Regions from separate parts of the Homo sapiens genome. Here regions 2 and 3 are each linked to region 1. A link is a loop called in an ENCODE intact Hi-C map of the cell type or tissue named here. Cell type or tissue: heart left ventricle. All regions are shown on one strand. Links, peaks and the distances in the headings refer to the core of each region. The heading gives the core; the rest is flanking DNA. Region 1 overlaps SPTBN1 (spectrin beta, non-erythrocytic 1). Region 2 overlaps SPTBN1 (spectrin beta, non-erythrocytic 1). Region 3 overlaps CIMIP6 (ciliary microtubule inner protein 6).

Region 1 (7,752 bases), core at 2,648-7,647:
GGGGAGAAGGGAGGAGTGGTAGGTGCCATGGACAGAGGAGAGGTCAGGAACCAGGCAGCCAGAGTTCTGATTGTGAGTGCCTGAGTTGCCTAATCCTCTTTGAGCCCTCTTTCTTGGTCTTTAAATGGAGATTGTACTTACTATCTACCTCATCCAATTATTGCAAGGATGGAATGCGGTAGTATGTGCACAGATCATGGGATGGGCTGGATGGCAGTGGCTGGTCATGCCATTTATTGACTGCTCTTAGCATAGAGTTCCAACCTTTCCCCCTTCCCAGGAAGAGACCTGCTATCATGCCATGGCCCTGTACCTGTTCATGTCCTCCAATGCAGGCCATGGAATGCTCAGCCATGCCAAGCAGTTCTCCAGCTGGGAGGCCTTTAGCCTTGTAGACAGAAGAAAATAGGACAGTTTTCAGACAGTCCCATGAAGCTTCCTTTGTCTCAGCACGCTGTGTTCCCAAGCTTGACCTTATGCAAGAGATTCCCTTCCCAGGATATAAGCTGTCATCTGTTGCCTACCTCTTGGACTGTTCCTGACAGAGGGGCAAAGTCATCTGATACCATCAGTTTTCCCTCCTATTGTTCCAGATTTACAGTGTTCTTAGGTCTGGTCTCTCTTGACCTCTCAAAATAGAAATGTTCGTAAAATGTAGCAGAGAGGGACTTTTCATTTTATAAATCATGATGCACATTGTAACTCAGTTGGTCCAGAGACTTCCTCAGAAGTAAGAGTGAAGTAGAAATCTCATCTGGCGAGGATGTAGAATGAGGCCCCCAAATTTCGCTGGTTGATGGAAGAAACAAGAAAATATCAGTGGGTTCAAACTTAAACTCTAGAAGTTGCTTGGGGTCTACTAAGCAAGACAGCCACCTGACCCTGCTCTCCTTATTGGTTTAAAGATGTGGCTTGTAAGCTTTTCAAGTAGATTGTTTTCCCATTGATTGTGTAAGTACAGTAGAGGCATACCAATAAGCTCCTAACAGAGGAAAAACATTCACTTACAGGCTCAGCAACTTCTAAAAGATTTCTTTCAACTTTGAAGTGACCAAGTCTATCACCTTTATTTATTTATTTTTGAGTAGTTGTTGCAGCGGTTTCTTCTTGAAGCTCCAGTTTATATTTTGGAATCTTTCATACAGCACCCCCGCCCACGCTCCCCACTGCCCCCTCCCCCCCACCCTGGCCCCGCTGGCCCTCACCATCTTTTTCTTCTATTCTGCACTTTTTAGTGTAGATTTGACTTACTTATTCCAAGTTTGGTGATCCTTAGTTTGTGATAGCTCTCCTGACTCAGGCCTTCAGGTATGATTTGTTTTGTTCTGGTTTGTTGGCCATCATCTTCCCCTGAAGGTGTGGGGTCCATGGCAGACTAGAGGGAAGGCATAGCTTCATTGCTGGCTCTCTGCTTGTCGAAAGATGATGTGATGCTGAAGTCAAGGCTATAGTCACAGATGTCCTTTTGGTTGCTTCTTGTGCACAGGTGCTAGTATTGTCTCAAGACTATGGCAAACACTTACTTGGTGTGGAAGACCTGTTACAGAAGCACACCCTGGTTGAAGCAGACATTGGCATCCAGGCAGAGCGGGTGAGAGGTGTCAATGCCTCCGCCCAGAAGTTCGCAACAGACGGGGAAGGTAAGGATGGCCCATTCCAAGCATTACCTCCGGGTCACCAGAGATTCATATTTATAGAAACACAGTGGGGCTTTTGAAGTTACTGTGCCACTATACATTCCTGGTGGGTTTGTCATGGGAGCATGAAATACGGTGGAGTGGCCTTCTGAACACTAACTCCATCTTGTTTTTCTGGAATTGATACATCCTTTCCTTAAATACGCAAATGCTGCCTTTGCTTTGAGTGGCTTGGTGTTTGGCAGTGAGACTTTGTCATACCTCAGTCTCTCTGGCCATGCACCGACACCCTGGTGTGGCTGTTCCAGCAGCTCCTGGCTTTCACAGCTGGTTGCATATACCTCTCTTTGGAGGATGTTTAGAATGATTTGGTTATGCTTCGTGTATTTCTAGAAACAATTATATGCAGCTGCCTTTTTCATATGATTCAAGTGCTTTCTTGCAGGAGGATGATCACTTTGTCTGCGGTTTGGCCAAAAAAAAATAATGTTTATCATTGCCCTCACTCCTGTTCTAGTCAAGTTGTTAGAAGGTGCTCCATTGCCTTATCGCATGGCCCTGCATTTACATTTAGCAGTGAGCTGGTAATCATAAGAATATGGGGTGTAGCTTACTGCCTGCCAGTGAGCCTGCACCCATGCTGAGCTCCCTCACACAGCCACGTTCCTTCCTTGATGTTAAACAGGTTACAAGCCCTGTGACCCCCAGGTGATCCGAGACCGCGTGGCCCACATGGAGTTCTGTTATCAAGAGCTTTGCCAGCTGGCGGCTGAGCGCAGGGCCCGTCTGGAAGAGTCCCGCCGCCTCTGGAAGTTCTTCTGGGAGATGGCAGAAGAGGAAGGCTGGATACGGGAGAAGGAGAAGATCCTGTCCTCGGACGATTACGGGAAAGACCTGACCAGCGTCATGCGCCTGCTCAGCAAGCACCGGGCGTTCGAGGACGAGATGAGCGGCCGCAGTGGCCACTTTGAGCAGGCCATCAAGGAAGGCGAAGACATGATCGCGGAGGAGCACTTCGGGTCGGAGAAGATCCGTGAGAGGATCATTTACATCCGGGAGCAGTGGGCCAACCTAGAGCAGCTCTCGGCCATTCGGAAGAAGCGCCTGGAGGAGGCCTCCCTGCTGCACCAGTTCCAGGCAGATGCTGATGACATTGATGCCTGGATGCTGGACATCCTCAAGATTGTCTCCAGCAGCGACGTGGGCCACGATGAGTATTCCACACAGTCTCTGGTCAAGAAACACAAGGACGTGGCGGAAGAGATCGCCAATTACAGGCCCACCCTTGACACGCTGCACGAACAAGCCAGCGCCCTCCCCCAGGAGCATGCCGAGTCTCCAGACGTGAGGGGCAGGCTGTCGGGCATCGAGGAGCGGTATAAGGAGGTGGCAGAGCTGACGCGGCTGCGGAAGCAGGCACTCCAGGACACTCTGGCCCTGTACAAGATGTTCAGCGAGGCTGATGCCTGTGAGCTCTGGATCGACGAGAAGGAGCAGTGGCTCAACAACATGCAGATCCCAGAGAAGCTGGAGGATCTGGAGGTCATCCAGCACAGGTGAGCGGGGCGCTGGTCAGCCACTGGCCTGTTCCTTGTGACCACCAGTGGCCCAGGAGGTGACCACCCTGTCAAATTGCCATTTCAGATTTGAGAGCCTAGAACCAGAAATGAACAACCAGGCTTCCCGGGTTGCAGTGGTGAACCAGATTGCACGCCAGCTGATGCACAGCGGCCACCCAAGTGAGAAGGAAATCAAAGCCCAGCAGGACAAACTCAACACAAGGTGAGCACGTGGCCAGCAGTGTGCCAGCCTCCCACGTGTGGGACTGGGGAGGGTGAGGTCACTCATCGAGCTTTGCTGTTGGGAATTTCCCACATGGGGTCATCGACATTGCAACACTGATGTCATGGCATTGGCACCTGCCTTTTGACATGTCCTTGTTTTGTAAGAAGTGTCTCTCAGGGCAACATCATTGGTTGCAGGAGGATTATCTGAGTCAGCCCAGCATCTGCCCCTCGCCACACCAAAGTTAGGGCCTTGGTTTGACCTGTGTCCAGTGTAGAAGGTATTAAGATGACACCTGTGCTATCCATTTTATAGTAACTTCAGGAACAGGACTCTAGCATGTTTAACACTTAATTTGCCAATGAAAGTCCTGATTGTCAGGGCAGACCTTTGTTCCAGTCTTATCTTTCTGTTGAGTAAACATGTTTGAGTAGGTTATGGCACCTGGCCCCAGTTTTGAAGGTTACCATCAGTCTTAGATTTGGAAAACGTTCATTAGGTAGAGTTCAGAGATGTGTAAAATGTGTCACAGACATGAATTAATTGACTCTGGGAATGGATATCTTGTAATTGCTCACATTGGAGCTCTGTAACACATTCCTCTTCGTGACAGGCTTTTTCCAGATTACATTGCATCCCTGAGCTATTTCCATTATATTTGGTGTTCACAGTTTGAGTGAGATGATTTTCCAAAAAAGCATGTAGTCAAAGCACAGATGGAGAAAACAGATAAGCAGCATTAACCCATCACTGTTCCTTTTGCAATCCAGCCATGGTCAGTCTTCCCTTTTTCACACTCGCTGTCTGCCCCTGCACTCACAGGTGGAGCCAGTTCAGAGAACTGGTTGACAGGAAGAAGGATGCCCTCCTGTCTGCCCTGAGCATCCAGAACTACCACCTCGAGTGCAATGAAACCAAATCCTGGATTCGGGAAAAGACCAAGGTCATCGAGTCCACCCAGGACCTGGGCAATGACCTGGCTGGCGTCATGGCCCTGCAGCGCAAGCTGACCGGCATGGAGCGGGACTTGGTGGCCATTGAGGCAAAGCTGAGTGACCTGCAGAAGGAGGCGGAGAAGCTGGAGTCCGAGCACCCCGACCAGGCCCAGGCCATCCTGTCTCGGCTGGCCGAGATCAGCGACGTGTGGGAGGAGATGAAGACCACCCTGAAAAACCGAGAGGCCTCCCTGGGAGAGGCCAGCAAGCTGCAGCAGTTCCTACGGGACTTGGACGACTTCCAGTCCTGGCTCTCTAGGACCCAGACAGCGATCGCCTCGGAGGACATGCCAAACACCCTGACCGAGGCTGAGAAGCTGCTCACGCAGCACGAGAACATCAAGAACGAGATCGACAACTACGAGGAGGACTACCAGAAGATGAGGGACATGGGCGAGATGGTCACCCAGGGGCAGACCGATGCCCAGTACATGTTTCTGCGGCAGCGGCTGCAGGCCCTGGACACTGGATGGAACGAGCTCCACAAGATGTGGGAGAACAGACAAAATCTCCTATCCCAGTCACATGCCTACCAGCAGTTCCTCAGAGACACGAAGCAAGCCGAAGCCTTTCTTAACAACCAGGTAAGGTTTGTTCCTGCCTTTGCTTCCTTTCGGTGAAAGCAGCCCTGGCTGCCTTTTGAAATGTTTTGGCTGGGGCAGCTGGTTTAAACCACACCTGTATGGAATTATATGGATAATTTAGAGACTGATTTTTTTTTCCCCATACTCTTAAGGCATTGAAATCCATCACGTTGTAGGGGACAGGAATTGAAAGTTGCCATAAGAGCTGCTTTGCCTTACAAAGTACTGTTTGATTTCAACTGCCATTGAGGATCTCTTATGTGTTCATAGTATGTCTTCATAATTGAGGTATTGATCCAATTTAAAAGATACAGTGAGGGCCAGGCATGATGACTCACTCCTGTAATCCCAGCTCTTGGGGAGGCTGGGACAGGAGAATCACTTGAGCCCAGCAGGTCAAGGGTGAAGTTAGCCGTGATCGTGCCACTGCACTCCAGCCTGGTGGCAGGGTGAGACCCTGTCTCTTAAAAAAAAAAAAAAAAAAAAAGTACGGTGAGGATTTTTTTTTTTCTTGAGACCAGTCTGTCTTCTTGCTCTAGAAGGGTCAGGGACTTCACCTGAGGACACAAAGTAGAGATTAGAGAAATAAAAACAGCTGAGGATAGTCACCAACTTCAGGGCTGTTACTGTCTCAAAGAGAGAGTATGAAGGGTACATTGCTGTTGCCTTGATAGGCACGTGAGAGGACCCTTGAGGCTGATACACAAAGCTTTGGTTCCTTTCCTCACTCTCTTTGGAAAAAAAAATTTAGAGCATTAACCCCTGAGGGAAATTCGGTCAGTTACAGTGTCCCACTGGGTTTTTTTCCTCCTAACTTTTAATTTGATGTGATTTAATTATTTCATGTAAGTGTAATGAAGAAAGTGTTGTGAACTATGTTGCACGGAAATGTAGAACACAGGAAAATGAGATCCTTCATTGATCTGCTATGATTTGTTCCTCTTTTTAAATAAGGAGTATGTTCTGGCTCACACTGAAATGCCTACCACCTTGGAAGGAGCTGAAGCAGCAATTAAAAAGCAAGAGGACTTCATGACCACCATGGACGCCAATGAGGAGAAGATCAATGCTGTGGTGGAGACTGGCCGGAGGCTGGTGAGCGATGGGAACATCAACTCAGATCGCATCCAGGAGAAGGTGGACTCTATTGATGACAGGTACAGTTTTCTGAGGTTCTTAAGGGAGCCTTGCACCTTGGGGCTCTCAAACTTCTGAATCATTGGCCAGAAGCCCTTGGGAGTTTAGGTATAAATTTCCCAGTGGGCAGAATATGGGTGCCCAGCAGAAGTTCATCTACCCATACAGAAAATTAGTGAGCTGTGCATGACTGCCTGAGAATGTGGGTCTGGTGAGACATGTACAAGTGTCCACAAAAGGAAAGAAAGCCTGAGAAGCCAAGCTAATTCTTAACCGAGGACCTGTAAGAGCCGTAGTGCTGCATCGCGATCAGGTGTAAGCCATGCCCTTTGAGGATTAACACACGCTTGTGTCACCTGATAGGACCCCTGGCGCCAGGTATTCCCAGCCAAGCCCGTGTTCCCCTTCATCCATGAGAAAGAAGCCTGTCAGGAGAGTGGGAAGGGAGGGTGAAGCTTGCTTGTTCTGAGTACCTGGCAAAGCTACAAAGGAACATTACCTGGACTTTTTTAGAAAATTGGCTTGGATAGTGCTGTAATAGGATCTTTTTCATGATGGAGAGGTAAATAAGAGCAAAGGTTATTTTCCTCTTCTGCCAGGGCATCTCCAGGATTGGATACACTTTCTTCATTTCTTGTTTAAAATTATTTTTTTATTTACGTGTGTGTGTGTGTGTGCGTGTGTGTGTCTGTCTGTCTGTCTGAAAGATTTCCTCCCCGGCTGGAGGCCAGTGGACTCTGTTTGACCCTAACTCTTTGACTCACTCCTTACTCTTGCCTTGCCCCGGTTACTTAAGTTGGAGGTTGGGGCAGATCAGGGGTTGGATGCACTAGCACAGGCCAGTCTGGGCCAGCCACTGGATCAATCACTAGCCCCTGTTCCAGTTTGGGTTGAATTTAAGGGCTTGCTGTGAGACTGATGTAATCAAAAAACAAGCCCTTCCTTTCTGCCTCTCTTCTGGCCTTCAAGTGTGTTGGAAAGGAAAAATATTCCTTTGCTTACCACATCTGAGAGGGTTTCCTGGGACCCCTGGTCAGGTTGACTTAAAATAAGATGGGTGGAGAGGGGATTACTCTGTTTCCAATAAAGATTGAGCTCCTGTCTTTACCACTTCCAATCTTTTTTTCTGAGCTGATTCCCAGGCTGAACTATATGTTCTAGGGTGGTATTGTGGAATAGAGAATAACTTATGTTAATTATAATTTTGTATCTGTTGCTTTTAAAACAGCTGCAAAAAAGAAAAATAAATCCACCAAACCCTCCTTAAATGAGCATGAGAAACAGCAATTGGGCAAAGCATTCATAACCTAGGGAAAAAGAATTTCCTTTTTTTGTAATATTAACTCTGAGTATTTTGTAAATAAGATATCCTATGTACTTCCATGTTAGATGCACACAGCTGGTTTCCTGCAGGCGGGCTTGGCTGTTAGGGATGTGTGCATTCAGGCAGGCATGCAGCTGCCTTGCTGCTTCCTCGGTTTCTTTTTATGTCCCCAGTGCTGCAACTGCACAAAGCTGTTGGAAGCAGATGATGCTGTCTAGACTCCTGGATATGATAAAACGTTTCAGCAGCAGCAGCCCTCAGTTGTGGCTTAACCTTCATTTTGCCCTTGA
Region 2 (11,096 bases), core at 3,086-8,085, 170 kb before region 1:
ACACAGCAGGTGCAGAATTCTGTTGGGTTAAGCTCTTTGTAACTCTGTCATTACTGGAGTGACCAAAACCTTCATCTGAGAGGAGAAGTATTGGGCAGTGAAGGAACTGCTGTCACTAGGTCGTCTCCCACAGTTGAGGTTTTCTGTGAAGAACTTCTCTTGGGCAAGACTAGTAACAACTATCTGTGATGTTGCAGAGCAAATGAGAAGACCTCCCTCTACTTGTGACACATCCTGAGCAGAGGCTTGGCATTGGCAGAGTTTCCTGGAAGGGTTTGTAGAGTGGTTGCTTTGTCTTGATGTTTGAATGTATGACTTTACATGTGGAAGTACTATTTTGACGTGGAAGGATTTTACTACTGCTAACATAGACATGATTAGTGGAAATCATTCAGTGTGGATTTTGTCGAAATAATTTTAAGCTTTTCTTTTTAATAGCATATTCTTATAGAACATTTTAAAGCCTAATTTTTTTTACGTGCAATGACATGATGCTCCTTTAATTATGTTGCATCGTAACTAGTATCTTCATTATAATTGGGCTTTATTTAATGGCAGCCGTAGTTTCTTTCACTACATTATTGGAAATGCAAACCATTCTTCCAGAAGGAAGGGGCTAACTACCCCTGTTAGAAGAGTGAACTTTGTAGGTCTGTGGAAGTGAGTAAAGCATCTCATGGGTTTTTCTTGTAAATTTTCAGTCTTTGCTTTTTCTCAGGGCATCTTTTCTTTGCAAAAGACCTAGTTTAGTACTCTGATTTTTCCGGTAGCACTTGTAATTATATTTAAATTTTTATTGTGTGGGAATAACATCATCTATTTTTTTCTACTCAGTGGTTAAAGGAAATTACACCAATTAGATATACCTGTGTTTCTATTTTTAAACATCTCTGGAGAAGGCATTTTCATAATGTCCTTTGCTATCATAGTGAGGTTCACGGACCTTCAACATTAGAATCGCCTGGAAGCTTGTTGCAAATGCAGATTCTTAGGCCCCACTCTGAACTCAGCCAATCGGAATCAACATTTTAACAAGACCTTTAAGTGAGTTGTATGCACATTAAATGAAGAAACTCTATTCTGTTCCTTCAGCAAAGGGACCTCAATATCAAAAGTTTCCTTCTTGAATTTTCCTTTCTTTTGCTGAAGTATCAGCACATTTTTTTCCTTGATGGTGGTGACAAAAGTGAGGCTCTCACTGTAAATTATTTGTTTAATACAAAATTATTTTATAAAGCTGTTCTTTAATTCTTGGTGGAAGAGTCCTATATACCATGGTTTATTTAGATTAATCAGTGTTTTAGGTTGTTTTGTAAAACACCTCTAAAGTTGAAAAACAGTCTTTTTCCCCTCTGGAAGAAAAAGGCATTGGTTTTGAGACATCAGAGCTGGAGCCTCGGAAGCTAACCCCTGAGCAAAGGGTCCTCTCTGCTCCCTCTGCTCTGGCATCTTGATGTCTGTCATCTGATATAGTCAATGTCCTGCCCTCTCGTCCAGTCTTTTCTTAGAGTTCTTTTTTGAATCAACTAATTGGTAGGTACAAAATAATGTTCCTAAAATATATGTTAAAGAATCGTAAACCAGCTGGGTGCAGTGGCTCACGCCTGTAATCCCAGCACTTTGGGATGCCGAGTGGGGGCGGATCACTTGAGGTCAGGAGTTCAAGACCAGCCTGGCCAACATGGTGAAACCCCATCTCTACTAAAAATACAAAAATTATCTGGGCATGGTGGCAGGCATCTGTAATTCCCAGCTACTCGGGAGGCTGAGGCAACAGAATCAGTTGAACTGGGGAGGCAGAGGTTGCAGTGAGCCGAGATCGCGCCACTGCATTCCAACCTGGGTGACAAGAGCGAGACTCTGTCTCAAAAAAATAAAAATCATAAACCAAGGGACACTCAGGCAGCCACCGGCTAGTTCAGGAAGAGCCTTATACATTCAGAGCCCACCTCCATCATCCCATCTGAAACAACCCATATCCTTGATTTTGTGCATATCATTCCCTTCTCTATGGTTTATCCTTTTTAAAAAATCTTGATTGTGTATGATTTTGAACTTTATATCAACAAAATTATACTTTATGTATTCTTCTGACTCACATATTTAGATTAAGATTCTATTCCCAAGGTTTATCCATTTCATGGCTGTATTTCATTCAGTTTCACCTGCTGTATAGTATTCTAACGTGATTTATTTATTCATTGTACTCTAGATGGAGATTTGGATTGATTCCAGGTTTTTTTGCTATTGTGAAAGGGTTGCTGTGAGTGGTTTTTGTACACGGCTCTTGGTACATATGTGGAGGCACACACACCCATTTGCTGTCTCTAGGGAATGAAATTTTCTGGCTCACAGGGCATATGCATCATCAGCCTTAGTAGAGAATGTAGAACTGTTTTTTACAAAGCGATTATGTTGATCGTGTTCCCACTAGCCATAAGTGTTACAGTTCCAAAGCCTTGCCAGTGCTTCACATACCAGGCTTGAAAATCTTGTCCAGTGAAACATTATCTCACTGTGATTTTTATTTACAATTTCTCTGATTATTGAGTTTGAATGTCTGTTTACATTATTAACCATTTGGGTTCTTCGTTTTGTGAAGTACCTGTTCAGTCTTTTACCCATTTATCTTATTAATTTGTAGTTCTGTATGTAGATTACTACTAATCCTTTGTGGATTACATGTCTTGCGACAATTACTTCTCAGCTTGTGTTTTTTTTCTTAACTCGAATTTGTGATTTCTTTTGATGATCGGTTATTTGTAATTTAGCAGAGTCATAATCAGTATTTTGTCCTTTAAAGTTTGTGAGGGTAATTTTCTTATTTCAGAAAAGTTTTTCTTTGTTTGGAAAGAGCATTCGTTTTGGAGTCAAACAGGTTGTGGGCCCAAATCCTAATGGTGTTGTATACTAGCCTTATGGCTACCACTAGGTACTGGCCTTGAGCTAGTTAGTTACTCAAGACCACAGTTTCCTCATTGGAAAAATCAAAATAATATTAGTTTCTCTTAGTTATGATACAGCAGTGTACAGTTCCAGGCACATAGTACGTATTTAGTTGATAACAGTTGTTTCCTTTCTGTTGGGACTGCCTAAGCACTATGACCCACTGATCCCTTTTGGTATGCTTTGCAAAAACTACCTAAACCTTTTTATGTCAGGAGAGCTATTAAATGGCTTATTCTAACTTTTGTATTTTAAAAGGCTGCATTACCAATGGCATTTATATATTGATTAATACAGTCTGAAGAGACCACTTACTAGAAACCCTTATCAGTTTAGGTTCTGGTTCTTGAAAGTAATGTAATTACATTTATTTGTACACAGTTCTTTTGACCATTAAGCATTTATAGTATTAATGATCTTCCTTTACTGCTACTCTGAGATTACTTTGTAATATTGTTTTTTATTTAATGAATAATTATTGGATACATTATCTTGCCAGGACTTGAAGTTGTTATGGTTTTGTGGACTGGCTTAAAGTTGAATAAGAATTAGTTCCTGAATGAAAGGACTGTATACTCTAGTATATGGAATATATTTTATGTACTATACACAGAAGGTAAAATACCTTTAACAGGCTGGATGTGTGACTTTGGCAAACCTTTAACCCTCCGGTCTCAGATCTAATTTTATAAAATGGAAGACTTAGATGAAATCATAGTGGGGGTTAAAACATGGCACATGCCATCACTCGCTTCTGTTCCTGGCAGACATCGAAAATCAGTAATGGTACTCTTTTTCCACTGAGCTGAGATAGTCTCAGTCATATTCTCGACATGGTGTTCTAGGCAGTAACTACCACTCGATTAAATCTGGCATTCAGTTTTTAAGCTCCTGTACACTTCTAAATTCTGTGATTATAAGATACTTGAGAAACTCATCACCTTGGCAGTGTTCAGAATACAGTGAGACTGGAAGAAACTAGAAGCAAGGAGACAGGAGAGAGGTGACTGGGGGTCCAGAAGTAAAGGGAGCAAGTTACAGTGGTGGCCAAGGGAACAAGGAGAGGAGAGATGGGAAAATGGTTGTGAAGGCCCAATCCTATGCGAAGCTATTTGTAGGGTAAATGGATGGCAGGATGGATGGGAGGTGGACCTAGTGGGTGACGAGCTAAGCTAAGGTGATAAAGATTTCAAATTTGAATAATGACAATGAGCATGTTTGGTGATGATGACAAATAGACAAGTCAAGTGCATGATTGGATATTTGATTGGGAAGAGTATCAGTTTTGCTTTAAACATGTTTGAGTTTGAGGTTCCAGCACAATCCTCAGTGGAGCTGGAGAGAGGTCATGGCTAGAGAGGCTGATGGGAGGCTTTGGATGGAGGGGCCCTGGGCCCCAGGCTTCAGGCTCTTTACACAACCCACCCACCTCGCTCACACGCTAAGTGACCTTGGGCAAACTGCCTAGACTTCTTTGTGTCCCTCAACATCTTCATCTGTAAAATAGTCGTAATGAGAGTATCTACCACATAGGATTATTAAAGCCAAATGAGGTAATTCAGCGCTTATCACAATAAATTTTAATGATTATAAAATGTGGAATTTTTGCTTAGTTTGACTTAATATTATGCTTTCTTTCAAATAAACAGTTTGATTTGTTTAGAAAAGGTATATTCTAGCAAATAACAATCATTTAGATAAATAATGCTAAGTTCCATCTGTATTAAACCTGTTCCTATACATCATGTCAAAATAATAGGAAAGGAAAATCTGATTTATATATATGTATTTTTTAAACAAACAATAAAATGCTAAAGCCTTAGTAGCTAAGGAAATGATATGAGCAGATAGTTTATAAAAGAAGAAATCAAGGAGGTCGATAACTGTAAGTTCAAACTCACCAGTGTATGAAATACAGACTAAATTAATTAATTTTTCCACTTAATGGATAGATATTATGCTCTGGGCTGCTGTGAGATGGGAGCTCTGCATCACCTGTTGAGAGCATATTTTGATTAATACAAACTTAGGGGAAAACAGTTGGGTTATATATATGTAACAGAAGCCTTAAATGCTTATACCTCTTGAACTGAAATCTCACATGTAGCTTGGTAACCTACAAAAACAATTAAAAATAAGGACAAGTTTTTAAACAAGGATTTTCTTGGCAACATTAATAGAGAAAAGGGGAAATGTTTTTTAATGGAACATAATCAAATAAATTATGGCGCAACTGTAGGGTGGAATTCAATGTAGTGCTTAAAATAATGGTTTGGAAGAATATTACTGAGATGGGAAGATGCCGGTAATACAGGGGTTAGTGGAAATATCTGGATGCAAAATTGTATAGTGTACTATAATCCTGGTTTTACTGTATTAAGTAAAAGACTGGAAGGAAATACATTAAAATGTTAATGGTTTGCTTTGGATGGTAGGTTGATGGGTGATTTCCTCTCTTGTATGAAAGGAAATTCCCATGACTTAATGTTTCTCTTTTTGAGTTTTGAAATATTTCACGGTAGAGAAGAATGCAGTAAATAATATAATAGATGACCATGAGGACCATTTGTTTTGGTTTGTTTGAGGAACTTTTTTTTGTTTTATTTTGTTTTCTTTTGTTTTGTTTGAGACAGAGTCTTATTCTGTTGCCCAGGCTGGAGTGCATTGGCACGAACATGGCTCACTGCAGCCTTGACCTCCTGGGTTCAAGCAGTCCTCCTGCCTCAGCCTCCCAAGTAGTTGCAGGCGTGTACCACCACACAGGGCTAATTTTTAAACCTTAAATTTTTTTATAGAGACGAGGTTTCACCGTGTTGCCCAGGCTGGTCTTCAACTCCTGAACTCAAGTGATCTGCCTGCCTTGGCCTCCCAAAGTGTTGGGATTACAAATGTGAGCCACCGTGCCCAGCCTTGGGCACCATTTTTTAATAATCAAAAAAGCAATCAACACTTTAAAAATTCTAATTTTTAAAAAGGAAAGAAAAAAGTAAATCTGTCCAATTGTAGATCATTATTAAGAAATAGTTTTAAATCCAGCGATTGTTATATCTGTCCTTCTTTGCAGTTTTCTAAGAGCAATGATACAGTGTGTAAGTTAGCATCTTAAGGGTATAGGTGTGAGATAAATTAGTGTATTCAAATGTATTAATTCTCTACACTAACCTAGGCAGCTTGAAAAGAGCAGAGGACCAGGGTTCTTTGGTATTTCCAGTCTCCACACTTGAGTGCAGAGCAGTGGAATTCCATGACGTGCATGTTCTCACTCGTGGAAACCTAAACACTGCTACTGGAGCTAGTTTGTAACCATTAGACCATCAGGTTTCAGTGGAATTGGTCAGAAATGAAGGTAAAATTCCAAGTGAACATTTTAAAATAAAAATCACTTCAGATTTAGATTTACTTTCAGTGAATGGTATCTCAGCATCTGGGAATATTGTAGGCTAAGATTGAGAGGAACTAATTTTAATATTCTTCGTTTTTTGTATGAAAAGAAATTCCTGTGCAATGTTATATTTTTGTATATATACATATATGATGCATACATATCATGTTTATCTCATATATATATATATATATATATATATATATCTCACACATGGGAGAGAGAGGTGTGTGTTTGATTGAGTAATCTCTACCACGAAGGGAGGCACATATTTTAAAACATTTTAAATGGGGAATTTTATAGAGACAGTATTTTGAAAAGGAGTCCCATGAATGAGTCAAGTTGTCCTTAGCCAGTGGAGGAAATGTTTGGGAGGGAATAGTACTTTCTATTTTATGGTCCAAGTCTCTAAGTGTGTTGGTACTTTGTGAAATGTAGCTTATAAAAATTAATGAATTTCCATTAATTTTGTATTTTTTCTGCCATCAGCTTTAACTGAGTGGTTGTTTGAAGAAGCTTTCAGGATTAATTGTGCTTTGACATATAAAAATAAGATGTTATCAAGATTGCTTTAAAACTGACCCTTGTTTATAGGAGTCATACGTCCATTCTTAAGAAACTCTCAACTGTGACAGTAAACATCTGAGTGATTTTTAGAACCATTTTAATATCTCTGCTCTAGAATCGAGAATGCCCTGTTAGTTCTGATTTTTAATATACAAATTTGAAGCCACTAGTTAGGCAGTAAAATATGTATTAGAACATAACTATAGATTTTTACCCAATAGATCAATTAGTATGAAATTTAGGATGATATATAAGTACAACAGAATTTATTCCTTTGAGGTATGTATTTTCAAAGTGTAATTTGTGTAATTAAGTATGTTTATTCTTCGAGACCATCCTGGCTAACACGGTGAAACCCCGTCTCTACTAAAAATACAAAAAATTAGCCGGGCGTGGTAGCGGGCGCCTGTAGTCCCAGCTACTCGGGAGGCTGAGGCAGGAGAATGGCGTGAACCCGGGAGGCGAAGCTTGCAGTGAGCCGAGATCGCGCCACTGCACTCCAGCCTGGGCGACAGAGCGAGACTCCGTCTCAAAAAAAAAAAAAAAAAAAAAAAAAAAAAAAAAAAAAAAAAAAAAAGTATGTTTATTCTTAGAAAGTTCATGAGCCTATTAACATTGGTTATCTTGGGTAATGGAATTGCAGAAGATTTCATCTCTGTATATTTTTTTCTCCATATTTTTTAAGTTTTAGGAAATAACAAATTCTTGTTCTTTATCAAAAATATCCTAACACTTCTGACCAAACCTCATTTTAGCTGGATACAAACTAATCAAATAATTTACCAGCTAAATATACTTTCTGCTGTTCAATTTTTTTCTACCAAACTTACGGAAAAGCAGTATTAATAATGAAGATATAAAGAACACTGAAATTTTTGAAAGATCTTTTCATTCCTTGTTTAAATGTTCATTTTTGTTACAGCCTTGGCAGTTCATTACTTATGCAGAGTGTGGGAAAAGCTCTAAGAACTGGCCGAGAGAGCGCCTGACAGAAACATTGTCCAGGAGGAATCAGCCACTAATGGCCACTGCCTTTGGCTCTCGGTGAAGTTTCGTTTCCCTACAGTACTCTTGGGTGGCTGTTTCAGGGATACATTTTGTTCTAGTGTGTTTGCCTCAAGGCCAAATATAAATGTTGAAGGGCTGTACATTTTTCTGGAATGTTCTTCACCAGCTGTAAAGTCTTGGGCTGGGATAGGGATAGGGGATTTTTTTGGGGGTGGGGGGGCTTTTTTCTCTTTATCTTATTTACTTGAATGGGAAGGAAAACTTAGATTCTTCCTTAAAACAATGTTATTTATTTTGATCTGTGATGTTTAAACATTTTCCACGGCATTTTGAAACCTGTAAACATAGGAGTACTTTGTTGTTGCTGTTGTTGGAGACAAAGTCTTGCTCTTATCCCCCAGGCTGGAGTGCGATGGCGCGATCTCGGCTCACTGCAACCTCCGCCTCCCAGGTTCAAGCGATTCTCCTGCCTCAGCCTCCCGAGTAGCTGGCGCCTGCCACCATGCCCAGCTAATTTTTGTATTTTTAGTAGAGACGGGTTTCACCATGTTGGCCAGACTGGTCTCGAACTCCTGACCTCAAGTGATCCACCCTCCTTGGCCTCCCAAAATTCTGGGATTACAGGCGTGAGCCACCGCGCCTGGCCAGGAGTGTTTTTATAGTGATTACAATAGTTTTAAAAATTAAAATAGTCTTTGTATTTTTACCACCTTAGAATCCCTGATTTTTTTTTTTAAATTTCTGCTAATACACATAGTATATGTGGTTTTTTGAATGGCTTATGAAGACTATATACCATCATAAAGGCATAAGTTAGTATAAAATCATCATAACAAAATACAAAAGTATTTTTAAGATATCTTTTTATTACTGAAATAATAGATGTTTTAGATCATATGGAAACTAAAGATGAATACAAAGAAGAAAATTAAAATCACTAGATACTATGTGACCCCGGAAACATACAGTTAATATTTTAGTGTTTCTCGGCCAGGTGCGGTGGCTCACGCCTCTAATGCCAGCACTTTGGGAGGCCGAGGCGGGCAGATCATGAGGTCAGGAGTTTGAGACGAGCCTGGCCAACATAGTGAAACTTTGTCTCTACTAAAAATGCAAAAATTGGCTGGGTGTGGTGGTGGGCTTCTCTAGTCCCAGCTACTTGGGAGGCTGAGGCAGGAGAATCACTTGAACCCAGGAGGTGGAGGTTGCAGTGAGCTGAGACCGCACCATTGCGCTCCAGCCTGGGTGACAGAGTGAGACTCAGTCTCAAAAAAAATAAAATAAAAAAATAAAAAATAAAAAAATAAAAAAATATGTGTGTATATATATTTATTTATTTATTTTAGTGTTTCTCTTTTAAGCCTTTTTTTTCTGTGCATGTTTCTTCATCTCACACATACATATTAAGGGCCAATCCTCCAATCTTAAACTGAAGATGTAGAGTTTTGACAGTCTCTATAATGACATGATGATGTTCAGCACTCTTGCAGCTTATGCATGTTGCATGGCAAAACATAAAATCTAATGACTGGTCTATAGTTAAAGCTGTAGCATGAACACTATCTGTTGCCCTGAGCTGTTTTAGGGGTGGGATGTTAAAGAAAAATGGAAAGGAAGAAAGAATTCAAAAATTTGTTTATTATAGCTGTTTCTCTTTTATGAATAATGTCTTTTTACAATGGAAAAATACCAGAAATTAAATTCTCATTAGATAATGTGCTTTCTGTTTTGTTCTGAAGGGAATTCCCATCACAGTTGCATTAATTCCCCTGAGAGACATCTCCATATGCTTCGGACAACATCTGATTTTACTTTTGTGTTCTGATTTCAGAGTCTTTGAAATACCTATCCCATAATGTGTCGCAGTGGAATGGATGTGGTTATTATAATCTTGGTTTTAAGTGTAATAAATTTTACTGGGCTGGGTTTGGTTGTAACTGATGAAAGCATATACTAGAGCTCAGCTTTCTTGGGGTCTTTGTATTAGCTGGATTCTTTACAATTCTATCTTGGGATTTAGGATCTGTTTCAAGAAGAAAAAGCGTTATTTCTATTTGATTATGCAAGCCAGTTCTTTAAGCCTTTAGGACATCAGATGGATGGAGGTGACTTGCTGGCCTTTGTTGCCTTTAACTCTAGTATTCGGCTTCTTTCTGAGGAAGGTGCCAAAACGGCTTCCGTATCTGCTGAAGGAAAAGAGGGAGTGGGAAGAGGGGAGAAATATTTCATTGGAAGATAAAAAAAGCTCTTTCCAGCAATTTCCTTTAGAAACTTGGGGGTTGCTGTTAGTCTCATTTGGGTAATGGGCCCCAAGGAAAAGTGACAAATGGCCTTCTTCTGGGGTTTAAACACTAAAGGTCAGTGTTGGCCCTTTTCACAGTTAAGAGGGAAAAATCTGAGCTGGGCTGGGTGGACTTTCTCCAACTAAGGGATTCTTCTGAAACTCCTAACCTGATGGGAATCATTTTGTTTGCAGGTGGCCAAAGCCCATCAAGGGAAATGCTTGATGGTTACTGTGCCTGAGCTGCCTGAAGCCTGGTGTAGGAGTCTCAACTTGATCTTGAGGCAGCTGCAAATGTTAGGTCTTGACACTTGGGATGGCAACAAGACCAGGCAGTGCCCAGAGTGGTCCCAGCGGCCTAGGTTAGAGGAGGGTAGGGGGCTGGAATGTGGCCTTAGCCAGTCCTCTGAGCAGATGAGAATACCTGTCACTATTTCAGGAGATGAGTTGTGGTCAGAGATATCAGTCAGGTGACTTCTCTGAGAGGGGCCTGGTCCTTCTCACAGCAAGATTGACAAGTCTGTGCTGCCAGTTGTCCCTAAATACCCAATTTATCTCCTGGGGTGGAGTTGGGGAAGTGCCTCTAGCCTGGAGCAAAGAGATCTGCCTGCCATTTCGGAAGGAAAGAAACCAGCACACATCCTGTCTTTCATTCTCTGTTTCAAAGGTAGGTTTTTGTCTGTTTGCTTGTTTTTAAATCAACACCCAGGGCTAAAGGAAATCCCGAGTTTCCCTGATAATCAGGATGATTTCTTATTTTGAAAGGCCTATTTTGCCTTCGAAGTGTGTGTTTCTGACATAGGTTTCATCCTAGTTCTAGAAATCTTGCTTAATTCATAAAAGGTAAAAGTTTAATTAGAGAGAAGGCTGATGTATCGTCTTGTTTCAAAGGGAGACTATTCTTGTCTGTCA
Region 3 (11,096 bases), core at 3,687-8,686, 290 kb before region 1:
AGTAGTACTTATCATAATCCAATAGTTAAAAGCAGTAACCTGAAACTATTTTGCCAGCTGACTTTTACATATAAACAATACGGATACAGGGAGGGAATCTAAGTAATTGTTTCCCTAGATTGGGTCAGATTATTGCCACAAAGTAGTGCTTTGGGGTTACTAAAGAAATTTCATGTATTTACGATATATATTCTAATATAAAAATGTCCCATGATACTCAGTAATTCACATACCTTCTGTAAAATAATAATCATTTATTGAAAGCATATGAAGTTCTAGGAATGAGCTAAGTGTTTTATATAAATTATATTCTTTAATCTCTACAACAATTTCTATGAAGTCTTATTGGAAATAGTTTACAAATAACACATATTCCTTTGAGGTTAATTAACATATCTGAGATTAAGTAATAAGCAAATGTCACAGTCATATTTCTGTCCCAGGGCTGTTGGTTTAGCCAAACCACACTTCACTGACTATCCCATGCTAAAAATATTCCATTATCTTTTTTACAAAGTCAGGTTTGTTGCGGTACAATTTATTGTATTAGTTTCCTATTGCTGATGTTACAAATTTTCACAAACTTGAAAGCTGGTTTAAAGCAGCACATATTTATTATCTAGCTTAGAAGTCCAAAATCCGTCTCACTGACTGTTGCCAGGCCTAGTTCTTTCTGTGGGCTCTAAGGGTGGATGGGTTTCCTTGCCTTTCCCAGCTTCTAGAGACTGCCCATGTTCCTTGGTTTATGGCGCCTTTTTCTTTGAAGCCAGCAACACAGCATCTTCAAATCTTTCTCTGACCCACTCTCCTGACTCTCTCTTATAAGGACCCTTGTGATTAGAATGCACCCACCCAGATAATTCAGGATAATCTCCCCATCTCACAATCCTTAATCACATCTGCAAAGTCCCTTTGCTATGCAAGGTAACATTCACAGATTTGGGGCTTAAATCACGAACATCTTTAGGGACAGAGAGAGGGAGCATTATTCTACCTACCCTTACACAGTAAATTAGTTACCCTTATATAGTGTATAATTCTCTGAATTTTGGCAAAGGTGTAGTCATGTTACTCCATCACAATCAAGCTATGAATCATTTCTATCACCCTCAAAAGTTCCCCTATGCCCTTTTGTGGTCATTCCCTTCCTCTACTCCAACAGCTACTGATCTGTTTTCCATAGTTTTGCCCTTTCCAGAAAGTCATGTTAATGGAATTACCCAGTATGTAGCTTATTGAACCAGTCTTTCAGAATAAAGCATCTGGGATTTGTCCATGTTGCTGCAGTATGTCACTAGTTCATTCCACTGTGTTGCTGCTACACACTTGCCATGTGACTTTGGGCAAGTCACGCTAAGCTTCAATTTCCTTATTTATGTAAGGATAGTAATTGTCCCTCTCATAGGGTTTTTATGAGAATTAAAATATTTTTGTCAGTTACTGTTCTAGACACTAGAGATACAGCAGTGAATAAAGTAAATGGGGGAAAAAAATCCTGTCCTTACATAGCTTACATTTTAGTAAGGGAATAGATCAAACAAGTAAGCTGTATTGGAATGTTACATGGTAGTAAGGGCAGCATGCAAGGCAGGGTAAGGAATGCTGCAGGCAGAGCTGCAATTTTAAATTGGTGGTCAGAGAAGGCTTCACTGAGTGACATTTGAGTGAAGACCAGAGGGAGAGTGAGGGAGTGAGCATGTAGGAACCTGGCAGAAGAGCATTCATAATGCACAAAGGAAGCACTCACTAAACATTAGCTCTTAGTAGCAGCAGAATCCTAGTCTACTGCTCTCTGCACAGTGATGGGGACTTATTTGCAGCTGAGAGCAGGATTCTATGAGAGAAGACCTAGTACAGTGCTGAGCCAGGCAAGTGTTCAACAGATGGGATTCAAAATATGTCACAGCAAAGGTAATAATTTCTCATGTAGGTTTTTTCCAGCATATTTGGAAAAGGAAATGTGTACCATCTAAATGGTCTCAGACCACTGTGCCAGTGTCAGCCTCCTCCTACTCCACTTCTTTCCTCATCTCTCTGTGTGTTAGGTATAGTGATTTAACATTTAGATGGAGATTGCTTTTTGTGAGCTCTCTTCGTACTGATGACATCTGTTCTTGTCATGGACAGCACACCATGGCTGTGAATGTCAGATCTTCTTGGGGCAGGAATTCCTGTGGTTAAATGTTCTTTAATTTCATGAGCTAAACCCCTTTAAGGGCCATATTGAGGGTACTTCATTTTGTACACTTGCTTATGCTCTCGTACCAATTATTTCAGAAAGAAATCAATTGTTATTGTTAGACCAGACCTACACTGGGGAAATTAATTTGGTACCAAAATCCAGATTAGTGAAGTTCTTACATTTCTTACAAAGGCTCATGAATGACTCTGAGCTCTAGTTCAGGGTTGAATTTAAAACTGTTCACTGAACTCATCCTTACATTGGCAATACTAAGAAAAAGAAGCTGGTTTGAGAATAGAAATATGAAACATAAAAGTTTAAAAACTTAATCCCAACTAATTTTCTCTTACTCCTACTCTATAGGTATGTTGGAAAAAAAATGAACAAAGGTGTTAAGAGCTGCTATCATCAAGACTAGGTGACAGAATAGTAGTAGAATCATTATTAGCACTGGACCTTTAAGAGATGGTGAAAGTGAGTTTGAGATGAAATAAGAGCTCAGATAAGGGAATCTGTCAGTGAATATGAATGAGGAGAGTTACAGAGAAAGACTGAAGATACATCACTGAGTTACAAGCATGTCTGATTTGGGTGTGGCAGGAAGGGAGTGTGTATATTTTAAAAACATAGCCTGGGCAACATGGTGAGACCCCATTTATACAAAAAAATAAAAATAAAAAAATAGCTGGGTGTAATGGTGTACGCCTGTGGTCCCAGCTACTTGAGAGGCTGAGGCAGGAAGATTGCTTGCACCTGGGAGGTCAAGGCTGCAGTGAGCTATGTTCATGCCATTGCACTCCAGCCTGAGTGACAGAGTGAGACCCTGCTCAAAAGGAAATAAAATTGGCTGGGCACAGTGGCTCACACCTGTAATCCCAACACTTTGGAAGGCCAAGGCAGGAGGGTAACTTGAGCCCAGGAGTTTGAAACCTTCCTGGGCAACATAGTGAGACCGAGCGCTACAAAAATAAATAAATAAATAGCCAGGTGTGGTGGCAAGCCTCCGTAGTCCCAGCTACTTAGGAGGCTGAGGCAGGAGGATGGCTTGAGCTCAGGAGTTCAAAGCTGCAGTGAGCAATGATTGTGCCACTGTGCTCCAGCCTGTGCAACAGAGCAAGACCCCATCTCTAAAAACAAATTTTAAAATAATAAAATAAAAACCAAAAACAATGAACTTAAATGTACTCATTTCTAACTATCCAAGAAATAATAAAGAATGTATATTTCACATATTTGTAAACTGTTCCTTTAAGATGACAGGTTTCTTTTTAAAGGTTAGCCTGGTTAAGAAAAAAACTGGTTGACGGTAATGCTGTCTTTATAATAAGAGTAAAGAAAATAAACTTGCCTAAATATTTTAAATGACACCTGTTGTTTTAAGTGTTTTTGCTAAGATAATATCTTTAGGATGCAAGACGAGATTGGTTGGTTTTATTTGTTTAGAAGATTTTTAAGATTTCGTACATTTCTACCTAGGAACATAAAATTGGGGATGCTAAAAAAAGTAAGTTGTTTTAGCTCAGTCACTTCCAAAGAAAACTGGTTTGATTGTCTTATATTTTTGGCTGGGTGCGGTGGCTCATGCCTGCTATCCCAGCACTTTGGGAGGCTGAGGTGGGCAGATCATGAGGTCAGGAGTTCGAGACCAGCCTGGCCAACATGGTGAGACCCCCCCCCATCTCTACTAAAAATACAAAAAATTAGATGGGCATGGCGGTGCGTGCCTGTAGTCCTAGCTATTTGGGAGGCTGAGGCAGGAGAATTGCTTGAACCTGGCAGGCAGAGGTTGCAGTGAGCCAAGATCGTGCCACTGGACTCCAGCCTGGCAACAGAACAAGACTCCATCTCAAGAAAAAATAAAATAAAATAAAATAAAAATATTTTTAAATATTGGTACTTTAAAGGAGATTATACTAGGTTGGTATTTTCAAAAGTTTAATTTTCAGAGCACTGACCCTTGCCTACATGCTTAACAAAATAAATTTGCAAAGTCAAATATGTTTTGGAAAAGCTGTATTTTTATAAACCTTTCTCAGAGCTTCACAATTCACATTGGTATATAAAGGTTCTGAGAAATCTTGTGATAAACTTATTTAACTTTGCTTTTCTCACTATTTCCCAAAGTCATTTAACTGTGGACTCCTTTGTATAACACCTATTAATATGCTGGAGAACTAGTGTTCCACAGAACACAATTTTGGAATTTTTTATGGGGGGGTGCATTATGAACTGCTTAAAAACATTTTTTTAAAGCACTCATAGCATCTATAGCAAAATAGAGATGAATTTAGGTACAGTGTAACCAATGTGACCTTAGCTGCCCTAGTGTTTGTGATAGTACTTCAATTTTTTAAAGCCACTGAGCTCTACCAACAAAATGCGATTGTTTATGTTTAGGTTTTGTCAAAAGCCCACATTTCCTTGGGAATCCACAAAGTATGATTTTATGTTCCACAGATGACCACCACCAGCCATCTTGGCTACGCGATTGTGGCTGTGGAGCTTGGCTTACGACCTCTTGCATTCACTTAACTAGTTCCTCTAGGATACTTCACTTGCTTTTTACTACTTCTCCTCTGAGGATTCTCCCTTAATTTCTCAAAGAATGGAAAATAGGTAATCTTTACTAAAACATCTCTGAGAGCTTAGGGATACTAGGAGTATAACATAGAGACTGCCTTACACTGGCTTCCAAATGTGACTAAGGGACCCACAGTGCAACAGCCCTTGGCCTTCCCAGAGCTGCAGGTTAGAAGGAGCCCCGTCATCCGGAATCTCCAGGCAACTCCTGACCATGGAACCCAGTGACTATCATCCTGGGGCAGGAAAGAAGACAGTCCTTAGACTGGTAGGGATAACTCCTCTCTGGGTCCAAAGTTTGAGTTAGGCAAAACCCCCTCTACAATCTGCAAGATATGATCTGTTCCCCAGAGCCTAGACAAAGCCATCACGCTAGGTAACTTCCCAGCTTATTTTGTCATAAATAACTGTGTTAACCCCCCACAATCCAATGTAAGTGATGGTACACAGAACAGTAAATTTTTTGTTAGTCTTTCCCTTCAGTATGATACAAAGGTAAAGACGAGGCTCCATCCATGTCTTTCCTTAATCTCATAATCTTTTATGAATAAATGCTTGGACCAAAAGGGCACGCACATGTTGCATGGGCACATAAGCACTTTCACTCTTCCAGGAACAAACCAAACTTTTTAGGCATAAGGAAGACTATCCAGAAACAAGAAAGACAACCTTTTTTTTTGGACTGTAAGATTTCACTCAGCTAAAGTGAAGATGCATCCAATTTATAACACTCATCAGAACACTTTCACAAACTGCAGAGCCTTAAAGTCACCAGTCACATTTTAGGAAAAACTGTTCTCTATTTCCTTTATGTTTGTGAAACAAAGACTATTTTGGCAAAATTCTCAGTTTAAAAGAAATTTGCTCAAAAGATGAAATTATCTCTCTGCTCTAAGGCTAGCTTTGCATTATGCTTTTAAGAAAAAAATATAGCCAGGCGTGGTGGCTCATGCCTATAGTCCCTGCTACTCAGGAGGCTAAGGTGGGAGGATCACCTGAGTCCAGGAGTTTGAGGCTGCAGTGAGTTGTAATCGTACCACTATGCTCCAGCTTGGGTGATGGAGTGAGACCCTGGCTCAAAAAAATAATAATAACAAATAATAATAATTAAAGTCCATCAGCCATTTCCTAGTGGTTCGCTTATCCCAGAGCCATTTTTCCAGTAACTTGAGTATTAGCAAAATAAGTTTTTGATCAACAAAAGTAGATGATATGAAGTGTTTGTGTATGCTTTACAATCTTATCACAGAAGAACTTTCTCAGAATATTTACTGCTATGGTTTGAATGTTTGTCCCCTCCAAACTCATGTTGAAATGTAATTTCCATTGTAACTGTATTAAAAGGTGGGACCCTTAAGGGGTGACTAGGTCATGAAAGCTCCACCCTCATGAATGAAATGAATGCCATTATAAAAGGGCAAGTTTTGTCCCCTGTTGCCCTCTTTTTGCTCTTCTGCCTTCCACCATGTGAGGATGCAGTGTTCAAGGTGCCATCTTAGAATCATAATTACCAAACCTGCCAGTGCCTTGATCTTGGACTTCCCAGCCTACAGAATTGTGAGCCAGTAAATTTCTGATCCTTATAAATTACCCAGTCTAAGGTATTCTGTTGTAGCAGCACAAAACAGACTAAGACGTGCACTTACAGCCTCTATTTTCACTTCTTAAATAATTTCATTTGGTTTGTACTTAGCTGGTTTTGCATTCCACAGCAGGTTTGATACAGCAGTGCAGCACAGAAATTAGAGGTGTGCACAAAGAGGTTGGGGTTTGAATTGTGGCAGTGCAGCAGTCTGCTGGTGATATATCTTGGGGAAGTTACTTCATCTCCTGGCAGTTTTCTCATCTGTAAAGTGGATGTGCCTGCCTCATAGAATTGTGATGAGCTTATATAAGTAAGACAAGACCTATAAATCCTAGACCTTGGGGTGTAATAAGCACTATTATAATTGTGAAGTGGAGTGGAGAAGAGCTGCCAGAAGCAGGCGCTCTGACAACAGTAAGATGTGACTATTTTCAGCCAGATAGTGAGAAGACACCATCTGTTTAGTAATCTGTTCTAGAATTTTCCTAGGATCTACATCAAGTAGTCTTAATTTTTTAAATTCACCTTTTAGCCCATTCTGAAAAGTGAAGCATTAGCCAATCTATTCTCCAAAATCCCCTAGTTCCTAAATTTCTGTAATCTCTGCAGAAATTACCCCAGTTACAATTACCAATTATTCCATTACTCCTGCTTACAATTTGTCATTGGCCTAAAAACTGGCACTCTTATAAAGTGACAAAGTGAAGTCCAACTCTCTCATCAGCTCTTCAGGGCTTAGTTCTTTGGTATGTGTTCATCCCATCTTTTTCAAGTTAACTGTAATTTTCCTTAACAACCTCAAGTTGAATGAATAGTTCTGACTTTCCTGAACCAGATTCTTCTCTCCAAACTGTTAGCCGGAACACAAAAGATAACCTTTTTTGGGGCTGTAGGATTTCACTCAGCTATGAACAATTTTTTCTAGAAAACATTATTTTTGCTGCCTTTGACAATTGTATAAATTATCAATTTGTAAAATTTTATAAATTTATAAATGTCTTCTAAGTTTCTTGACAATCTTCTGACAAGCTGACTCCATTAATTATTTTTTAAATCTAATGTTGTATATGTCTTTTATACATGCCTGTCTTTTTAGAAACTAAGCTCATTTGAGAGCTGACTCCCTATGCAGCCACATAGGTTTTTTTTTTTTTTAAAGAAACATCTCCCTTTTTGCATCAATGTAGCCTTAATTGTATTGTCAGTATTTTACCTATTAGAATTGCATATTTATCCCCCTTGAATCATAGTTTAGAAGTCTTTGGCTATGGAACCATAGTTGATTTTCAAAAGGCAGACTTGCTTCCTTATAGCCCACGGTAGGTGTTTGATTATACCGGAAGTTACTTTCATATCCTAACTGTATTCCAGGAACTCCTAGGTGTCATAGGGTTTCTCAAGCATTTTCTTACTACCACCTAATCAACCAGTTTTAAAATATTTGGTCAGAATTAAGTTGAGTAACAGTTCCCCTCTCTACTCTCTCAACTTCCAAGAAATCAAATTGTCATACATGCTAATGAAGAATCTCAGTTTTCCCTTTCTTGTGTACTTAGGTTTTAGTACCAAAATTCAGTAACATTAGAGAGATTTCCCCTTAGAACAAAGTTTATCAAACTGAGTCATTAGTGAATGACAAATCAATGAGTTGCAGTCAGCAACGTGAAATGAAATAGGAAAGCAATAAAATAGAATAGAAAAATAGTTAAGCACACTGCATATAGTAAGTATTTTGTGAAACTTTTGTTTCAGTTTTATGTATGTATAGCATTGTGTGCTCTTGTATGACATAAAATGTATTTCATGGTTCAGGCTAGGGACTAAAACTTCTGAAAACCACTATTTTTAGATGATAATACATTATTTGTATTGTCATAATGAAAAGATTACAACATAATTTTTTAAATTAAATATTTTATACATACACGTGTACATATATAATAAAATCATAGTATAAAACAAATACAGCTATTTTGCTGATTTTTACCACTTCATTTGTTGATAGAAGGAAGGTAGCTTAAGAATTCAGCAGCTGTATTTTAGCTAAAAATTTGACAACTCATTTTCCAGTGCCTTCAAAGAAATACATTTTTTGTGAAAAGATATTTCCAGATTTCAGAACTCCACATTAGTACTGGGATATCCACTAACTTGTTAAATTGAATTACTGAATATCCATAGACATCAAGCAATACATGAAAATGCCCTACAGTATCCAATATTGTGTTTCCAATTATTTTCTATAAAGGGTGACTGGTGGTCACATGGTAAAGCACTGGAACCTGTCTTCCTACCACCTTACGACTCTAAGAGCACCCAGAGGAGTGACTTCCAAAAACCATCGTGTCCACTGGTTTTGCCAGTCAAACACAGCAAGATGCAAAAGCCTTCTTGTGGAATAGGTAAGGTTTTGCAGTGGTAAAAACCTTTTATGTTATCTCAAATTATTGCTACCAAAACTAAGATGTATTAGATGTCCGGACAGCTCCTGAAAATAATTACTTCTCTATGAAGTTGAAAATACACACACAGCAAATACAGCCCTTGGGAAGTTTGTTATTTCTTCCTAGTGGACAGTTTGTCTCCAAATGCAGTTAATATGACATAATGAAAATTGTATTGATCATTAATAACACCAGCCTCAAAGTCAGAAACTTAGTAGCATCCTGCTCATTGTTGTTGCCACCACATTTTAAGAGTTGTAACTATTGTCACTTCAAGGAAGGTAGCTGATGAAGAGGGCTATTAGATAATCTGTAACAATGACTTGTCCTTTAGAAAGATAATAAAGTTTCCACTTCTGGTTCAGGATAGCAGACTGAGCACACATATCTAAATTCCCTGCCTTCCAAGACCCTATTACTATAAATAGTAGCAAAGCAATAAACTCTTAAGAGTGAAGAGAATAGAAGGAAGAACTTTCTGGAACGTAGCAAAGACTAGAAGCCTATTGATAGATAAAAGAGAATAAAGAAGCAATTTCTAGAAGGAGATGCAGCAAAGAAGAGACAATCTGCCTGGCCAAAGCCCTGACTGAGCTACACGCCGAGCCAGCAGGCATAGTGGAAGGCAAAAATGAAAAGCGGGTAGGAGAGAGTCAGAGAGTTACTTCAAAGCCTGTCCCTTAAATAAAGGCTCCAGTCATGAGCACTCCACCCTATCCCAACATTAAGACTACTAGAGCCCAGTGTCTTAGCCAGATGTCAACTACCACACCAGTTATTTCGGTAAATCAAGCTGATCCCCCGTCCCCTTCTTATAAATGGACAACCAAAGATTAGAATTATGCCAGTTAAAAAAAAGATTTGGAGAATAAAGTCACGGAAGTATCACACAGCATAAAACAACAAAACAAAAGCTTGGAAAATGAGAAGGAAAGCAAAACAGAAGATCTGTTTGGGAAATCCAACTTTTCTGGAGCTCCAGAAAAGAGAAGAGTAAAAATGAAGGTAGATAATTAGCAAAACATAACATTTATTGAGCACATACTATTTGCCAGGCACTTTATGGAACTTTCTAAATATTAACTCATTTAATTCCCACATGAACTCTATGCAATATAATAGTGTAGTAATACTATTAATATTCTTATTTTTCAGATAAGAAAATGTAGGGAGGCAAAATTATTTTTTAACATTTTAGTGTTTTTGGCTGGGCTTGAGAATTAAATTGACACAAAGATCAACAGGAGAAAAGCATACAAATTTATTTAATACAAGTTTTACATAGCAGGGGAGCCTTCATAAGGAAATGAAGACCCTAAGACACAGAAAGAACACATATACTAAATTGGACAAAGAGTAGTACATTGTAAAAATGGGACAAGGCAAAGGAGTTTGGGCTAGGGTAATTGGGTAGAGAAATGACTAGGAAGATAAGGGTGAGTTTAACAAGGTTTACTTGTCTAGATTTCCCCTCACCTCAAATTCCTGTGCTTGGTAAGAATGATGCTTTCCTTCTGGTATAGGGAGGATATCTTTTACGTAGGAATTTCATCTCCTGCTTTTGAGAAAGAGAAGGAAGGTCAAACTGTTTTTCTTGCATCTGCTGTTTTTCAAGTGCCTTTAACTCAATATAGTCAATATGCCAGAGTGGCATTTTAGAGTAGCATGTTCTGAACTCCTTTGAAAGCAAGCATGGAGTTGAAATAACGTGCCCAAGGCTAGAGTGAATAATTGGCATTTGCACCCAGCTAGCCTGACTCCAGTGCATATACTCATAACCAGTACTGTATAGTACTCTACACAACCTCTAAAATAATAACAAAGTTTCCCTACATAAAATGCATTAAAAGGGTCTACTGGGTGCTTCTAAGTGTGAAGGGGAAAAATATGCACACCCTACATATCATTACAAAATTGCAAAACAGTCATCATCAACAGAAGATTCTAAAAGTTTCCATAAAGGGATAGAAAAATAAGTCACCATCTAAGAAATAAGTATCAACATGGAATCAGGCAGCACTGATGCAAGAGTACAATGGAGTTAATATCTTCAAAGTTCTCAGGGGAAATACTTTTTGACCTAGAAAAGGGAATTTATTTGGCACGGATACTAAACCATTTTTTTTCAAGTGGCACTGGGCATTACACCCACTGAGAAGGAAATGAAGTCCTGGCACAACATTTGACCCTTAAATGAACAAAATGTATGTAATTATGTAATACTATGCATGCTGTTTAGTAGTTTTCAACTTTTAGGCTCAATCTATAGACACGAGTTTAAATATGGTTACACAACAGAATGTAT

What was found. Hi-C counts contacts between places; a loop is a spot of excess contacts. Peaks named below come from ENCODE experiments on the same cell type or tissue, not always from the same donor. Only the 100,000 strongest peaks of a DNase experiment are listed, where the experiment ranks them.
Region 2: it touches region 1 in a loop (1.9-fold over the local background); 13 of 110 quality-filtered maps call a loop at or near these places.
Region 3: it touches region 1 in a loop (2.1-fold over the local background); 4 of 110 quality-filtered maps call a loop at or near these places.

Annotation. Positions count from the first base shown.
Region 1 is chr2:54,626,611-54,634,362 of GRCh38, forward strand. SPTBN1 (spectrin beta, non-erythrocytic 1) reads left to right here. Exons shown (of 36, transcript NM_003128.3): 13 at 1,487-1,640; 14 at 2,323-3,193; 15 at 3,282-3,419; 16 at 4,245-5,001; 17 at 5,956-6,158. Among named protein-coding and RNA genes, the nearest start is that of SPTBN1-AS2, 50 kb to the right of the region's middle. RefSeq lists enhancers at 2,516-3,114, 3,344-3,393 and a silencer at 3,584-3,643. In heart left ventricle, for the core only: no CTCF peak of the experiment used is centred there; DNase peaks (open chromatin) are centred at 3,475 and 4,670; H3K4me3 peaks cover 756 bases; H3K27ac peaks cover 4,588 bases.
Region 2 is chr2:54,459,136-54,470,231 of GRCh38, forward strand. The region is part of intron 1 of SPTBN1 (spectrin beta, non-erythrocytic 1); the gene reads left to right. Among named protein-coding and RNA genes, the nearest start is that of SPTBN1, 8.4 kb to the left of the region's middle. In heart left ventricle, for the core only: no CTCF peak of the experiment used is centred there; no DNase peak of the experiment used is centred there; H3K4me3 peaks cover 678 bases; H3K27ac peaks cover 3,070 bases.
Region 3 is chr2:54,335,125-54,346,220 of GRCh38, forward strand. It overlaps CIMIP6 (ciliary microtubule inner protein 6), which reads left to right. Exons shown (of 5, transcript NM_001100396.2): 3 at 8,596-8,749. Among named protein-coding and RNA genes, the nearest start is that of CIMIP6, 9.8 kb to the left of the region's middle. In heart left ventricle, for the core only: a CTCF peak has its summit at 6,739; no DNase peak of the experiment used is centred there; H3K27ac peaks cover 294 bases.